Regions from separate parts of the Homo sapiens genome. Here region 2 is linked to region 1. A link is a loop called in an ENCODE intact Hi-C map of the cell type or tissue named here. Cell type or tissue: endothelial cell of umbilical vein. All regions are shown on one strand. Each heading gives the region's core, and the rest is flanking DNA. Links, peaks and the distances in the headings are about the cores only.

What was found. Peaks named below come from ENCODE experiments on the same cell type or tissue, not always from the same donor. Only the 100,000 strongest peaks of a DNase experiment are listed, where the experiment ranks them.
Region 2: a loop joins it to region 1, with 10 times the contacts of the local background. A loop is called at or near these places in 3 of 110 quality-filtered maps.

The regions. Positions count from the first base shown.
Region 1 is chr1:186,207,486-186,216,592 of GRCh38, reverse strand. No RefSeq gene overlaps it. Among named protein-coding and RNA genes, the nearest start is that of PRG4, 84 kb to the left of the region's middle. In endothelial cell of umbilical vein, for the core only: a CTCF peak has its summit at 3,767; a DNase peak (open chromatin) is centred at 3,812.
Region 2 is chr1:185,648,617-185,657,723 of GRCh38, reverse strand. GS1-204I12.4 (a long non-coding RNA gene) reads right to left here. Exons shown (of 3, transcript NR_188649.1): 2 at 2,514-2,721; 3 at 556-1,247. All of the region lies in intron 1 of LOC107985239 (a long non-coding RNA gene), which reads right to left. Among named protein-coding and RNA genes, the nearest start is that of GS1-204I12.4, 6.7 kb to the right of the region's middle. In endothelial cell of umbilical vein, for the core only: a CTCF peak has its summit at 5,176 (motif pointing left); no DNase peak of the experiment used is centred there.

The DNA of each region.
Region 1 (9,107 bases), core at 580-8,579:
GGCCAGAACTTCCAACACTATGTTGAATAGGAGTGGTGAGAGAGGGCATCCCTGTCTTGTGCCAGGTTTCAAAGGGAATGCTTCCAATTTTTGTCCATTCAGTATGATATTGGCTGTGGGTTTGTCATAGATAGCTCTTATTATTTTGAGATAAGTCCCATCGATACCTAATTTATTGAGAGTTTTTAGCATGAAGGGTTGTTGAATTTTGTCAAAGGCTTTTTCTGCATCTATTGAGATAATCATGTGGTTTTTGTCTTTGGTTCTGTTTATATGCTGGATTACATTTATTGATTTTCATATGTTGAACCAGCCTTGCATCCTAGGGATGAAGCCCACTTGATCATGGTGGATAAACTTTTTGATGTGCTGCTGGATTCGGTTTGCCAGTATTTTAATGAGGATTTTTGCATCAATGTTCATCAAGGATACACAATATCATTTTTACTGGGCTTTCTCTCAGATGATTATCTTTGGGATTGGGTGGCCATTTATTTCAGGCCTTTATTATTGTGTGAGTCCCCAAACTCTAAATGCCTTTTAGACATTTAGACATGAATTTGGATTGATGCTTTAGTGCTATGCATGCAATATATATTTTAAAAAAATTATTCTGACTTCAATTGGAAGGCTGCTTTCTTTGTCACATAAGCATGAACTTACTGCACAGAAATTTCCCCTGGCCAAATATAGCAATGCCTTGTTCTTTTATGATCAGCATTCTGGTATTTAGTAACCCATTAATATGAACCTTCTTATGCAATACAGTGACCTATTTTTAATAATTTACTTTCCACCAGTAATTGTTTTCAATGTGGAACAAAAAATATTTAATTTCATACATTGTGCACAAATTACTATGTATTCTAAAAATAACAAGCTCAATACTTTGATCAGATTCCACAGCAATAATAATTAGCTTATAGGGTCAAATATTCAGTGTTTCAACTTGGAGTAACCCAGAGACAAGGATGCTATCAGCCTAATCAAGTCATGATAATTCACAAACATAGAGTTCAAAGTGTATGAGGAGATTTAGCATTGTTATTCCTTTGCTACTCATAGGTCTCCTGCCTGTTTAAGCATAGATTACTAAAAAGTATGATATCCCATTATCATAAATAGTCATATATTTGCAAATGGTTGACAGTATATTTTTGATCTGTCATGTGATTTGTTCTCAAAACTGACATTATGAATTGAATATAATAGAAAGTAGACCCAGATTTTAGATTGAGTATTCAGATTGGAAGATTGTAGCTAGTATTTAATTCTATGCTAAAATCACATTTTTAAAATAAGAATTAAGCTGCTTTTGATTAATCAGTTAAGAGTTGGTATTTAACCTACCAACTCTCCAGAAGAGAGTCTGGAAATGGTTGAATGTGAAAGGCTGTGTTGTAATGACCAGAGATGCATTCATTCTACTGCTGTTAGAGTCCTGTCCTATCTGAATCCTGATGAGGAGTGTCCTTGAAGAACTTCTGTAAGCCTCCAGGATCATTGGCTGTGGTGGTTACTTCAATAATGCCAAAGAGGGGCGAGTGGGAAGCCTTCCTCATGGTTACCAAGTAAACAGCTATGCAATGTATAATTGGAAGGTGTAACCTCAGATTCCAGCTTCATCAAGTCATGAGCTGACAGAATCTCATGTTGTCAATGGTTGAATGAAGAGAAGCCTAGGCTTCCAGCACTGGTCTCCTGCTGCTCTGGCTAAAATGATCCTTGCTTCCTGGGTATGAGGGCATAGAGGTATAGGAGGAATTCAAGCACATGTTGAGATTAGTGAAGAATTTGGGGTTTTCTCAGAATGGATATGGATTTTATGTCCATTTTCCATTTATTTTCTCCCTGCAAGATACCTTCCTTGGGTAAAACTAAGTGTTCATGTGATTATGTCTCATGACTAAGAACCTATTTTCTTTGTTATTATCTGGCCATTAGATAATAATTGATATATTAATTTAGCCAAATAGGCAAAAATGGGCTTTATCTGTGGTTTAGAGAAAGAAATAATTCACATTTAAATAAAACACCAGCAAAATAATTCTGCATGTATAATGTGTTTTGCTTTGTCTCATGTTGGTGTATTTAAGCTGGAGCTACATTTCCCAGAATTTCTTTCACTGCATAATTCCAGGTTAGTGTGGGTCATAGGAGATACTTTGCATACAGTTTGAAAGGTAAAAATAGCCAGGGCCATATGATTTTTACATTGAGATAATTGGTGCAGGGCGCACACATGGTCCAGGGTCTGCTGGCTCATGCTATTGTCATGGACAGCAGCTGGGCACCTCCGGTTCCCACTGGACCACTCCCAGCTGCTGCTTCTCCCGGGCCAAGTGCATGTTTAGCCCCATTATAAAGAGCACCCCTCCTCCTGTAGGTTACTAGCATCATTGAAGTTGGAGACTGGGAGGCCGTAAGGGGCCAATACAGGTTCCAGCCTGTCCTCTTGGTTCCAGTTTGTCATTGCTCTCCCTCACCTCACAACTATCTTTCCTTCCTGGATGTCTTCCTTGCTGACCTCAGGCACAGTAATAAATGTGAAAATAACAGCAGAAAGTCAACTATTTGACCATCTCTCATGATTGTGTGAGATCAAATCTCTGTGATAATCTCCTATTACATACGTGACTTCCCAGAGGTTTTCCTTCTCTGATCAAATCATGATTGATACAACTGGTATGTTTTGGTGTCCAAGTGTATAAGCCAGATTTTCTTTCTCTAGAAATGTTTGACTCACAAGAGTTACAAACTAAGGACCTATATATCTTAGCTGGGCGAGGTGGCACGTATATCTAAGGACCTAATTATATGTCTGGATAATTTTTGTATTTTTTGTAGAGATGGGGTTTTGCCATGTTGCCCAGCTTAAGGACCTATATTGATATAATAAGTCTTCTGTTCAGGGGAGCTGGCAGAAAACTTAAGAATCTGAATATAGAGAGTGAATGTTCTACCGAGTTTGACTTTCAAGATTTCCTATATATTTATAATCTTACTCTATCTCTGATAGTAGTTTTATTGGAATACAAATTCTCTACTGAATCTGTGATAGAGATACCCTTTTAAAACATAAGATGCAGGCTAGAAACCCTGGAAAAGATTGGAATTGCCTTTGCTCTATGAGCTAAGCTGGTGGATTGCACCGGGTGGTGCTGGAAGTCTGGATTTTGGAATCATGCCAAATTGGAATCAGACATTTATTGCTGTGTAACCATAGACATGCCACTTAATCTCTCTGAACCTTGGTTTTTCTACCTGTTAATTCTGCTGAAAATATGGTAACATTTTCAATATTTAAAAATTGTTGTGAAGACTAGATGAAATAACAAATCAGGGCAAAATTCATGCACACGTGAGTGCAGAAGTTGCCATGTCCTGCCATATCCAATAGTTACCTGTGTATGTTTCACCTCTCTTTCAAATTTGAAAATGCCCTTGAGGGTAGGACTGTGCTTTTTTTTCATCGTTGTTCCTAATACTGTGTGAGGTGTTCAGTAACTGGCATGTATCTGGTTCATTCTCAATATTACTTGTGAGACAAATGGATGAATGACTGTCCAGAGGCACATCTTTATGGCTGATGCAGAACAATTCAACCTTCTCTTCTGTGATCCGAAATAGGTAAGGCTGGCTACTGTGTTTAGAAAGTCAGGAGTAATGGATGAATGTCTGAGAATCACTGTGTCTGTTAGCATTCGAGTTAAGGATTTCTCATCTGAAGATCTTGGAAGGCCTGCTACCTGCAGTTATAATTGTACACCAGTGGATGTCACCCTTGGAACACACAAGCATGCTCTCATGCTTGCTTTGAGAAGGCCAGACAGACATTCCACAGATGTTTGCTCCTTTCACAAGGGTAGTGTGGGAAATGATGTTGATCTCCAGGTGACATTCATCATCATGGAGCTACATCCTCATCCAAGGGCAGAAAGAGCACTTGCAGAAAACTTAGCAAAGCATGCCTTTATCTATAGGAATGGTGTTTGTTGATTGATGGAATTTTGAAAATGCTTCGTAGTGAATTGATACCATTGAAAAATGTTGTTTGGCTGTAATAGCGCTTGCCTCTAGAAAGGAAAACGGAGGATTCAGGCCTAGGCATGGGGAGTTCTCCTTTCACTTCTGTATTGGTGTTTGCTGTTTTGTTTGTACTTTGTCAATAAATCACTCATTCAAAAGTAAAGATTAAAAAATAAATTGTTTGGCAAAATCTTGGAAGTATAATTCAAGGATGCGAAATCCTGCTTCCTTGAATTGTTTGTCCTGTTACTAAGGAAGTTTTTATTTTGAAAAAAAAATACTGATAACATTCTCTGTAAAGTTATTGGTTTTCAAAACCGGTTTCTCATCAGACATCAATTCAAATTCATTTATTTCCATATTTATTATGTACCTAACTGTGTGTTAGATGTTGTACAGTTACTAGGGCATGATGGCAAATAAGACGTAATTTTTATTTTTATTTATTTATTTTTAAAATTACACTTTAAGTTCTAGGGTACATGTGCACAATGTGCAGGTTTGTTTTATATGTATACATGTGCCATGTTGGTGTGCTGCCCCATTAACTCATCATTTACATTAGGGATGTCTCCTAATGCCATCCCTCCCCCCTCCCCCCACCCCACAACAGGCCCCCATGTGTGATGTTCCCCACCCTGTGTCCAAGTGTTCTCATTATTAATTCCCACCTATGAGTGAGAACATACAATGTTTAGTTTTCTGTCCTTACTATAGTTTGTTCAGAATGATGGTTTCTAGCTTCATCCATGTCCCTACAAAGAACATGAACTCATCCTTTTTTATAGCTGCATAGTATTCCATGGTGTATATGTGCCACATTTTCTTAATCCAGTCTATCATTGTTGGACATCTGGGTTGGTTCCAAGTATTTGCTATTGTGAATAGTGCTGCAATAAACATACATGTGCATGTGTCTTTATAGCAGCATGATTTATAATCCTTTGGGTATATACACAGTAATGGGATGGCTGGGTCAAATGGGTCAAATGGTATTTCTATTTCTAGATCCTTGAGGAATTGCCACACTGTCTTCCACAATGGTTGAACTAGTTTACACTCCCACCAACAATGTAAAAGTGTTCCTATTTCTCCACATCCTCTCCAGCAGCTGTTGCTTCCTGACTTTTTAATGATCGCCATTCTAACTGGTGTGAGATGGTATCTCATTGTGGTCTTGATTTGCATTTCTCTGATGGCCAGTGATGACGTGCATTTTTCATGAAGACACAATTTTTGCCAGGCGCAGTGGCTCATGCCTGTAATCCCAACATTTCGGGAGGCCGAGGTGGGTGGATCACCTCAGGTCGGGAGTTCGAGACCAGCCTGACCCATGTGATGAAACTCTGTCTCTACTAAAAATACAAAAATTAGCCGAGCGTAGTGGTATGTGCCTATAATCCCAGCTACTTGGGAGGGTGAGACAGGAGAATCGCTTGAATCTGGGAGGCGGAAGTTGCAGTGGGCCGAGATTGCACCATTGCGCTCCAGCCTGGGTGACAAGAGCAAAACTCCACCTCAAAAAGGAAAAAAACAAAAAAACTGGTATGAATTGGTTTTATGGAGAACTAATAAGAAATACATGGCCTTCAAAATTATGTGTCTGGTTTCTAGTTTATGGGGAGATTTACAAATAGATAGATTTACAATAAAAACATATAGCTTATAATTTTATCAGAGTAAAAATTTATGATGAAGTTGGCAAAATTAAGTGGTTTCTACTTGAGAGTGTAATTGTGTCCTCAGAGCAATTTGTTAATACATCTCTGAACCCTCAGGAGTTATTTTTGACCCAGCAAGTCCACATCTAGAAATCATTCTCAGGTGAGAAAGGTGTATTAGAAAGGTATGTATAGGAAATTTTTATTAAGAACTATGTATATTGGAGAAAAATCAGAAGAAAGAAAGAGGAAATATAATAATCACTCCCTTAGCAGAACAGCGTGGCCGGGAGGCAGCTGTTGCCAAAGCACAAAGAGAGCGCGTCCCTGACCAGCCCTTCACCTTTGGGTTGCTTTGTGTCCCTTGTGCCCTTTGCAAGTTCCCAGGCAGGAAAATGTCACGCAGTGGGTTCTCTTCCCTTTGACTTTCGGGAGGAGGGAGTGGATAAGGTGTCATGTATCAGCAATATCTTGCACAATGCGGGATGCCCCACAACATAGGTGGAGAGTTGTGTGTTTGCCAAAACCTAACGGAAGTCCACTACAATAGACACAGGGAGGCAGGACTTCTCCAAATCCTAACTGGTTTCAGTTCTGCCTATTGAGAAGAATGAACTTCCGGTTGAAGAAGATGGAACGTTGTTAAGACTGAACGACAGCGTGAAGATGGTTGAGTTTACCTGGCTGTCCTAAATGAGCTCAAGTCTCTAGGATGGGACAGATTAAATTCTGGACTACTCACAGAACTGGCAAATGAAATCAAGTTAGCTTCAGAGAGCTCTGTTAAAAACAACAACAACAAAAAGTAGAGTGGTGCTGGAAAATGGAGCACAAGTAAAGATTGCTTTGATTTTATGAAGGGTGAAAAAAATTCTGAAAATGTTAGCCTTTGAGCCAACTGGTGAAGTATCTTAATTCTGCTTCACATCGGGGTATAGTTGGGTGATCTCAGGTTCAGGTTTCTCCTTCTGACCCTGTATTAGTTTCCTAGTGCTGCCATAACTAAGTACCACAAACTGCATGGCTTAAAACAACAAATTTATTCTCCCACGGTTCTGAAGTCCTGAAGTCCAAAATCAAGGTGTCAGCAGGGACATGCTCCTTCTGAAACCTACTGGTGAGACTCCTTCCCTGCCTTTTCCTAGCTTCTGGTGTGGCCATCGATCCTTGATGTTTTTAGGCTTGCAGCGGCATCACTCCAATCCCGGCCTCTGTCATCACTCGGCACGTTCCCTGTGTGTCTTCTAAGGACATCAGTCAGATTTAGATTAGGGCCTACCCTCATGACCTCATTTTAACTTGATTATGTCTGCAAAGACCCTATTTCCAAATAAGGTTATATTCATAGCTACTAGCAGTTAGGACTTCAACATGTCTTTTGGGGGATGTAATTCAACCCATAATGACACCTTCTTTCTTCTTTTTCTTTATCCTTTCATTATCTTATTCTGTTCTATATTGTGTGGTCTATTTCTTATTCTAGTCTATACCATATGTCTGCCTCTATAACTTCTACCACCTCTAAACTCTTTCCCACATTTATTTTTATGAGTAGGATTATTTCTGTTATCCATCCATACTCAGGTGACCCAAGGTAAAATTTAAAATTGACAAGTGTAACCAAAAATGAATTAATTGGGACATGCTTTCTTAAGTGGCACAGAGCCTGAGATGGGACCTAAGTACTTGGTCAGACTTTAAAGTTATCACTCCTGCTTTCTGGACCTCAGCTTCCTCATATGTACAATCATCTCCACACTTTCCAGCTTGAAAACTAATAACATGTGTGACAAACTAGAGTAACCAACAATTCTCATGTGGGGGCCTTTGATTAGGGGCAGAGATTAGGACAGGCTGAAACAAGCTCTACTGTTTGGCACATTAGGACCTGCAAATAAACTGTAGTGCATCCTCATTTCCCTACTGGAGTAGACATATCAACAGTCCCTCTGTCTTGTTGTTTGTGACTCATACTTCAAGGTTTCTTTAAACCCAACATCTGAAGCAACCACTAAAAGATGGAAGAACTGTAGAAGCAGCAGTTTCTTTTCAAAGAGACTGCTAGGCAAAAAGTCAAGTTCAGTCTGCAGGTCTGGTGATTGTTTCTGCTGCATATCAAAAGATGCTTATTTTTAATTTCCATATCATGTCGCCAAAGAGGTAATAATAACGAAGTGTTATTCTGTAAAGGAACAGCCCCGCCTCAAATGCATGTCCTTCTTTGATCCAACCAAGCCAGATGATAGTTATTTTGCTGTCAAGAGAGCAATGACAAAAGGCCAGCCAAGCTGCAATGTTTTAGCTGGGTGTGTGTCAACTGAGGACAGATGCCTGTGCCTCTTCGAACTAGAGGCTGGGAAGGCTCAGTTTCATTTGTTCAGAATCCAGATATAACAATTAGTACTGAAAAATCAGCTTATGGGATCAAAGCTCCCAGGGTGTGAGAAAGATTAAAGTGTCTCTTTGTTTTTACCTTTAGTCTGTGGAACAGTATCCTGCAGGCAGGAAGCTGAATGGATACAGAGAACCATTACTTCTTGTTCATTGTCTTTCTCATCTGCTTTGAATGAAAGCTAGTTTTTGTGCTACCTGGGAATAAAGCTACTTATCTTTCTTTTCTTTTTTTTGGAAACATTTTCCTAGGGTGCAATCATCAGATAATTTGAGTTGTACTTTATTTCAAAGTGAAATAAAAAATTGCAAGAAAGATAGAACACCATTTATCTTGATAGTGTCAATTTAGCAAGTTGTATCCTCGCTTTTAATCTTACTTAATAACAAGTACTTGGGGAACTTTGCCTGCCTAGTGTAATGGCATTCTGAATGCTGCCAAGTGCTCTATTTCCTACTGCAATTCTTCCACCAGAGCGATGTTGGTACCTTTGATCTCAGACCAGGAATGAGAATTTGTATGAAGACAAACCTTCATGTTCAGCTGTAGTATGGACCATGTTGGCCTTTCAATGGCCAGGTTCAGGCTTTGTGTGAGAAGCAATGGTTAAGCAACCTCAATTTCCCAAGGGAATTACATTTTGAGCCAGTCAGTCCTGATTTTCTGGTTCTAGGAAGGCCACCTCTGGTCTCCTGAACCCCTTGCTAAGGCTGAAACTCATCAGACCCCACCATCTAAGAGAAGGGCATTTGCTCATATTGCCTTAAAGAAAACAAATGAACTCTATCATAAACAATCCATTCCTAAATTTCCTCTAACAATCCTCAATTTAGGATAAGGACTAACTTCCTAGAGTGGGTGTCACTGAGTTCAGCCTTTCAGCTTCTCGCAAAACAAATGCTGTTTCACATTACTCTGGAATAAAGTCATACTTCCTAAAAGAATTTACGGGAAGCTTCATATTTTTGTGTCTGCTCTATTCTCCAGGCTTCTAGCCATATGGAACTGCTCACTCACCTCTGAAT
Region 2 (9,107 bases), core at 774-8,773, 560 kb after region 1:
AAAAAAGAAAAGAAAAGCAAGGCAGGAAGGAAGGGATGGAGGGAGTGAGGGAGGGAGGAAGGGGAGGGTAGGGGAGGAGAGGAGAGGGGTGGGGAGGGGAGAAGGGGGAAGAGGGGAAAGGGAGAAGGGAAAAGGGGAGAGGGAGAAGAAAGAAAGGCGGTAGGCAGGAGAAATAAGCAAAAAAAAAGTATTAGCAATTTTTATGCTCACATATTTGTTAAAGGTTGACTTTTAAGAAAAAAAGGAAAATTGCTGGGCATGGTGGCACGTGCCTGTAATCTCAGTACTTTAAGAGACCAAGGAGGGAGAATCACTTAAGCCCAAGAGTTCAAGACCAGCCTGGACAACATAGTGAGACCTCTTCTCTACAAAAAATCAAAAAATGAGGGGGGAGGATCACTTGAGCCCACGAGGTCGAGGCTGCAATGAGCCGTGAGTGCACACCACTACCCCCCAGCCTGACCGAGAGTGAGACCCTGCCTCAAAAAAAAAAAACAAACACAAACAAACAAACAAACAAAAACAAAGTAAAATCATGACTCATATGCAAACATAAACGTGTCAAAGATTTATTTTAGCCCATTAATGAGGAACTAGGAAGGCAAAAACAGTAACAGCAATACCCAGTTCAATGGAGAATCCAAAGAACAGACAAATATATGTATATAGGTGTCCAGAAAAAGGTTAACACAGCAGTCTTGGGTTACTCAAACCCTGCACATTCAAAAAAAAAAGGACTGGTCCTTGGCTGACATCCAGGAGGTGACCTCTGAGCTCTCTTGAAATCTCCTGCCTGCCAGGAGTGTTTTTGTCGTCTAAGTTGTTGAACCGCACTGCATCAGTTGTTGAACCACACTGACCTCTGGGGGCTGGAGACTGAGTAGTTAATGTTGTCCCATAGCCGCTGCATGCCTTTGTCACTAACCCCAATAAAAATCCTTGGACACCAAGGCTCAGATGAGATTCATAGGATGCAAAAATTTACATGTGTGTTACATTGTTGCTAAGATAATTAAGTGCTGTTCATGCAACACCTTTGGGAGAAGCCAACTGGAAGCTTGTGTCCTGTTTCTCCTAGACTCTGCCCTACCCACCTTTTCCTTTTGCTGACTCTAATCTGTAGTCTTTCACTCTAATAAACCACAAACATGAGTATGACAGCTTTTTCTGAGTCCTGTGAGTCCTTTTAGTGCATGAAGCCTGAGGGTGGTCTTGCAGACTCCTGATCCGTGAGGCCATCAGAAATGCTGAAAATGAATTTACATCTATTAAAGATGCAAATGAGATGCCTTTTACAGGATGGATGAAGTTCATTTTCATTTCCATTGGACAAAATAATTTGCATTACTATCAGTTTTTTTTTTCAATTTACAGAGTTGTAAAATGGATCCAAAACAATGAAAGATATAGACCTTTATAGACTCAAATAACTCTGGAAAGATATAGACCTTTATAGACACAAATAACCCTTTTTGCTCATTTTAAAGACTTTCATAATTTTTTCTGACACATTTATTTAACCAATATTTCTTAAGGAAGTCCCTGGTCCAGGCAATGAGGACTCTCTCGAGGCTTAAATTAAGTAGAGTAGTTATTTTTTAAAGGTGATTCTCATTGTAATGTATTTGATAAAATCAATGCCATTTGATTTTCCAGTTTATAAACCATACATTTCCTAATGTAAAATAAAAATCTATTCACTGTATTTTTCTTGAAAAGGAGTCAGTTTTAGGTTATTTGAAAAAGAAACGTGTTTCTAAAAGAGTAGCATATATATATATATACACGCACACATATATATACACATATATACACACATATATACACATATATACACACATATATACACATATATACACACATATATACACATATATACACACATATATATACACATATATACACATATATATACACATATATATACACACATATATACACATATATATACATATATACACACATATATATACACATCTATATATACACACACATATATATATACACACACGCACATATATACATATTCAAAACTGAAGAGACTTAGAGACTAAATAGACTTAAGGCTTTACCTTTATTATCAAACAATTATTGAGGTTTAGGAAACTTCTTTAATGGTATAACTTAGAGAAAGTCCTGAATAGAACAAATCATGCTTAATGGAGATGCCACAGTAGGGCATACTAACAAGACTACCAGAGTTTAAGAGACAAGGGAGGGAAGACAGAATCAAAATGTGAAAGCGACTGCAGAAATGAGAGCAAGCCTGCAAATTGCAGGATCATGAACTGTGGGGGCAACACTTGAAGCCTGCTGTTCAATGCTCCCCATGTCAATCCACTTTAAAAACTAACAAAATTATGGCACTTATCTGTCTACCCCAAAGGTTGACCATTACCTACAGGATAAATTTCTTCACTTGATATACAAAGTTTGTCCCAAACCTCATTTTGTGTCATTACTTAATAAATGTCTTCTACTCCAGCTACCAATGGTTCCCAACTTGGAATTACCTGTGGAACTTTTAAAAATTTACTGCCCAGGCCTTCCTTTGGATTGATCAAATCAAGACCTCTAGGAGGTGCAGCCCAGGCATCAGTGTCCTTTTGCAGCTCTCCAGATAATTCCAGTGGGCAGCAAAAGTTGAACACTTCTGAACTAACAGTTTTGAAATCCACATTTTGGAGTGCCAAGAAAATGTAGCTCTACTGATTCTTCTCTCTGAAAAAGAAATGGTAGAGTACAACTAACTTAGGTTAAATTGTTCCTTTTGTAATATTATTTCCAAATTATTTAAAAGGCTTTGCACATAGGATTAAAAGTTAAGAACATAGTTTAACCTCTCATTCAACAACAAATTCCTTTTCAATCAAGTCACATTCTTTCTATCTCCATACCCACATGGACTCGGTAGAGTAGAAATGACAACATTGCTATGCGTCACTCTTGTTTACTTCGGTTCCTATCAGCAAGTACTATACAGAGTTATCAGGTGTCTGTTAAATTTAGGCTTAGGAAAATGACTGCTATTTCCCTGACAAAGACTGGCTAGGAAAATAACAAGGGAAACTGATATTAAGACATGGCATTTAAAATAGTGTTCATGGACATTTTCTTCCTCACATTCTTTATCATTTTTTTAAATAGTACATAGGTGCCCCTAAACCTTCTTTAAATTTTTTTGAGGAAAAAAAAAGGAAAGAGGAGAGAAAGGAAAGAAGGAAAGAAGGAAAGGGAAGGGAAGGGAAGAGAAAAGGATAGGGGTAAGAAGGGAGGAAGGAAAGAAGGGAGGGAAGGAGGGAGGGAGGAGAGAAAGAAAGGAAAGAAAGGAAGGAAAGAAGAAAAGGAGTGAGGGCAAAAAAGAAGGAAGGAAGGAAAAATGGAAGGAATGCGTTGCAATAATTCAAGTGTTAATCTTGGATTTTACTGTGTAAATTATTGCAAAGAAATAGGCCTTGGGCTGGGCACAGTGGCTCATGCCTGTAATCCCAGCAATTTGGGAGGCTGAGGCAGCCTGATCACTTGAGGTCAGGAGTTTAAGACCAGCCTGGCCAACATGGTAAAACCCTGTCTCTACAAAAAATACAAAAAATTAACTGAGTGTGGTGGTGCACACCTGTAACCCCAGCTACCCAGGGGGCTGAGGCAGGAGAAGCACGTGAACCCAGGAGGTGGAGGTTACAGTGAGCTGAGATCATGCCACTGCACTCCAGCCTGGGTAACAGAATAAGACTCTGTTCTGTCTTGAAAGAGGAAGGGAAGGGATGGGAAGGGAAGGGACGGGAAGTGACAGGAAGGGAAGGGAAGGGAAAGGACAGGAAAGGAAGGGAAGGGAAGGGAAGGGAATGGAAGGGAAAGGAAGGGAAGGGAAGGCAAAAAAAAAGAAGAAATAAGTCTTGGGCAGTCTCACAGGAAAGGCTCTCTAGTTTTTTGGCTATCTCCACCTTGATATCTGTCCCTTTTGCTTTTTTTTCCTCTTAAATAACCTTCCTACCTGAGGTCTTCCATAAAATGTTTCATAGGGCAGATAAATTGCAAAAATCATATTATCTATTAGCATGAAGAAATACAGGGTACATATTATGTATAAGTAAGTAAAACAATTGACTAATTTAATTTATTCAAGGCTGAGCTCTTGCAATCTACTTCTACCCTAAGCCAATTTAAGTACCTTCTTTTAGTTCTACTACTGCTAAAGTACTAAGTGTTTATCTAGTCTCTCCAGAATAAACATTGAATTTCAGGCCCAATTTGTACCCTAGTCATCTCAACATGTTCTTCCAGAGGTATTCCTCTCAGTTAGTTCTTTTCCTTTGGGGGTTTGCAGCTCACAGACATTTTTCCTAAACTACTTCAATGGTAGATTTTTAAAAAATATATGTTCTTTTCAGCCTTCAGTAATAGGGTTGAGTCAAATGGCTTCTGCCTTTTCCCATAACACTCCCATCTTTAAACAAAATATCCTACTTGAAGATTTCTGCTTTCACAAACTTTCCATTTGTTCTTTCTCAATCAACTCCTAGATTTTGTCCTGAGGGCCTCTTCATGATTTCAAGTTGTATGTGACAGTAGCTTTATCAAAGCCCACATTTATTAGGTCGGTGCAAAAGTAATTGTGCCTTGTTGCCATTGAAATAGCAAACACCGCAATTACTTTTGCACCAACCTACTACATCAGAAGAGGATCCTGCCTTCTTTGACAATTCTCCCACACTGTGGAGATAGGAATTTTTATTACAGTCTTAAGACGAGTAGAATTGTCTGAATAATTTGAAGGACATAAAATAAAAAATCTAGTGTTGATTTTTAAATTTTTTTAAATGATGGGGAAGAGGATAGAAGAAAGCTTTAATAACATTGGATAAAAGAAAACAGAGGTAAAAAAAGTATTAAAATGAGGGTGATGTCCTTTTGAGATTAGAAAACCTTGGAACAAGAGGAAGAAATCAACTATAGTTCCAATAAGCTTTTTCTTTAAAAAAGCATTATACGGTAGGCAATGTATGAGATTCAAATGGAATAAAACAGACACATAGAATTATTTGTGATTTTTTTTTTTAAAAAAAGCTATTTTAACAAGTAGCTTAAGAGTACTTCAACTTCACCAATGGAGGCAAGTGAGAAGAAAGGCAACCATAAAAGTCAAGCTCAATTCTGCCATCTACTGCCTGGCAGCAAAACCATGCGTGGGGAGACCTGAGTCTATTCCAGTACCCAAGGTCATTGCTAGGGCACTGACACCCATTTAGAGAAAGATGGGATGAAAGCCACTGAGATTATATCCCAGAGATGCAGCAAGGTTTCCATCAACAAATACAGACACTGGGTTTGATTTAACCCTGTTAATAATTAGACCAACTCAGGGTTTCTAATATGGTGTATGTATAACTAATTATAGTCCACCCCTTTTTAAAACTTCAACACTATTGAAGTAAAAGCTCAATTTATATAGCCCTTTTGAATACTCAACAACATTATGGAAACACAGCTGCCCCTATTTTAGTTTTCTCAGTATCTCTTGGACCTGAAAGTGACAAACTATGTCCTCTTTATTCATTCTTCAAGGGAAGATGGATCTTTAGATGTCAGAGTAGGAGGTGAGGAACAGTGTTCCAGCGTTTCTGTGCTCTATTCTTCTTAAACAGTTTTGTCAATAAAGGACAAAATAATAGAGAACATAATTTGAAAGACTGTGTGGTTTTGCCTCCCTAAAAAAAGAAATGAATTTCATATTAAACTATTCCTCAAGTCATATTTTGACAACAAAACTCAGAGCATATTTTATTTGTAGTCAACAATAATAGCTCGTGTTCATATATAAGAAAAAAAAAGGGATCACATTTTCTATCTGTAGATTCCTAGTTCTGATAGAAGGAACATGAGAAACTTCAGCCTAGTAATTCTGCAATGATGATGTGTTGATAATTTCTTGTCAGTTGCCTAAACTTTAAAGTAAAAAACAAGCATTTTGAAAAGATTGATTCAACTTAGGAAGCCGTGGTGGGAAAATCACTTGAGCTCAAGTGTTCAAGACCAGCCTGGGCAACATAGGTAAGACCTATCTATAAAAAAAGAAAAAAAAAATGAAAATAAAAGATTGATTGGAAAAGTAGTGATTATAAGCCCAGGCTTGTAGTCAGCAAAGTATGACTTCTGATTTCTGGCTCTATTGCTTATGAATTGTTCAACCTTGTCAAGCCTTAGTTTCCTTCTCTGTAAAAACCTCCCCTATAGGATTACTATAAGAATTATAAGATCACATATGTAAAGAATTTAGAATAGGGCCAGCACAAAACAAACCTTCAATAAATAATAATCATTATTGGTATTTTTATAATCAGTTAGACTTCTACTTTTGATAGTTATAACCATAACCCCATACTTTTCACAATACTTTATGACATCCAAAAAATGCTTATATTAGCTCATTTAATTTTGTTTAATCCTCACAACCACCTCTGAAACAAATAGATATGATTATATTCCTCATTTTATAGTAGAAGAATTGAGAATCAAAGAAGTGACTTGCCAAAGAGTTCACAGCTGGTGAGGAAGCTTTAAACAGACCCTGGCACTCACATCTGAGTCTTGCTATGCTGCTACAGCTGCCCTGAAGAGAAAAGATCTGACTATTGAAATGTCTAATCTTGCTCAAACTGGTCTTGGTGAGAAACATTCTAAGCCTGATTACTTTTATCCTGCCCTTCCTATGTCCTGAGGCAGAAGGTTTCAGTTACTAAGAACTTTTTCAGTCTCTAAGAAATAATTGGCTCATAATAACCCATTATCCAAGTGTGTAAATCAGTTTATGAATCCACACCTACAACAAGGTTGGTTTACAAGCATTGAACAAACACTTGGATGCCTCACTCGTAAAATTCCAAATGGCACCTGGCTGTGATTATGCTACTTTCTCTGAAGACTCCTATCTACAGAAGGAAGTCCAAAGTTCAAACCTCATGGCCCTTCACTATGTCCACCTCTTTCTCTAGCCACTCTCCCCTGACCACTCCACAGAAGTACCGTGTTCTCGCAGCATCATGCCTTCCTCCTTCCAAACTCCACCTCCCTAACATGTGATTCAAAGCTCTGCTCAGACATCTGTCCTCTCTAAGGCTCACATTTACTAATCTCCATTTCGAGATGAATTGCTTTCTCATCCACGCTCCCATGGCAGCTAAAGGAAATAAAAATATTTCAGCCCCAAATATATTTCTTTGACATATTTTGGGATGGCTGTCAGGGGGTCAGTAAACAGAACTGGTCCTGCAAAGCTGTCTTTTGTGGGGGAAATTTGCATCATTAGCAATCTGCATTAACGCAACCAGGCCTTCCCTAATCCAGATCTAGGAAAGATTAACCAAGAGTCTGACACATTTAAATATCCGAAAGAAACATTGTCCATTTATCCTCTCTGAGGGCTGCTACCTGTGAGGTTTTATCTCCATACCAAGACCACTTTTAATAGCCAAGCCTCCCCTTCTCTCCCTCCCATAACCTGTCTCTTCACTAAAATCTGATTTACCACCATAACCTGGTTTTGGCCATGCTCCAAGCTCCTGTTCTTTCTGTAATCTCAAGGTGATATACAAGCTCCTGTACCCCACTGGGGAGTTGAATCTTCATTCTGAAGGCTCCTGTGTCATGGGAAACTATGATCAAATAAACTATGATCAAGTAAGTTTGGTCAGTTTCTTTTAGTATCCTTTTTCTCCTATTAATCTGCCTTTTGTGAACTGAATTTTTCACGGAACCTTCTGAGAGTGAAGGGGAAGCTTTCCCTTCACCCCTACACAATTTGCCACATTCTTCTTTACTACACTTATATTTCATCATCAATGTTTGTTTGTGCATCTGGATTCTCCACTGGACTGAGGACTCCTTGAGGGCAAAAATCCTAACCACTTAACTTTAGAGCTCCAGCAGCTGGAATGCAAGCATTTGATCTGTGAACTATGCTGGGCTTACAAGCTGCAGGTGGCATGCTAAAATTAATTAATATTCCTCCTCGGACATCTAAGTAAAACAGATCTTTGCAAATCTCCGTGTGTCTACTCAGAGAGTCCCACGAAACTGCCAAGCGCCAATCCAAAGGTAGATGCATGATCAAGAGAGAGAGATGATGCCACACAAGGATAGGGAACTGAAGTGTGAAAGAACTGATTCACTTATAAATTACATAAACCAAAAATAAAATTCTAAGACCCCTCAACCATCTGGATGGACTTCCCCCTCAGTTAGTGAGAGGTGACAACGTGCTAGCAGCCCTCACTTGCTCTCAGCACCTCCTCGGCCTCAGCGTCCGCTCTGGCCATGCTGAGGAGCCCTTCAGCCTACCGCTGCACTGTGGGAGCCCCTCTCTGGGCTGGCCAAGGCCGGAGCTGGCTCCCACTGCTTGCTGGGAGGTGTGGAGGGAGAGGCATGGAAGGGAACCGGAGCTGCACACAGCACTCGCGGGCCAGCGCAAGTTCGGGGTGGGCGCGGGCCCGGCAGGCCCCGCACTCGGAGTGGCTGGCCGGCGCCACCGGCCCTGGGCAGTGAGGGGATTAGCTCCCGGGCCAGCAGCTGCGGAGGGGGCACTGGGTCCCCCAGCACTGCCAGCCCGCCTGCCCCACACTTGAATTCTCGCCGGGCCTCAGCCACCTCCCCGCGGGGCAGGGCTTGGGACCTGCAGCCCGCCATGCCCGAGCCCCCCCACAGTGAGCTCCCTGGCGACCTGAGCCTCCCCGACGGGCACTGCCCCCTGCTGCGTAGCACCCAGGCCCATCGACCACCCAAGAGCTGAGGAGTGCAGGCATGTGGCGCGGGACTGGCGGGCAGCTCCACCCGCAGTCCTGGTATGGGATCCACTAGGCGAAGCCAGCTGGGCTCCTGAGTTGGGTGGGGACTTAGAGAACTTTTATGTCTAGCTGGAGGATTGTATATGCACCAATCAGCACTCTGTATCTAGCTAATCTGGTGGGGACTTGGAGAACTTTTATGTCTAGCTAAAGTATGTAAATACACCAATCAGCACTCTGTATCTAGCTCAAGGTTTGTAAATGCACCAATCAGCACTCTGTGTCTAGCCAGATTGTAAATGTACCAATCAGCACCCTGTCAAAACA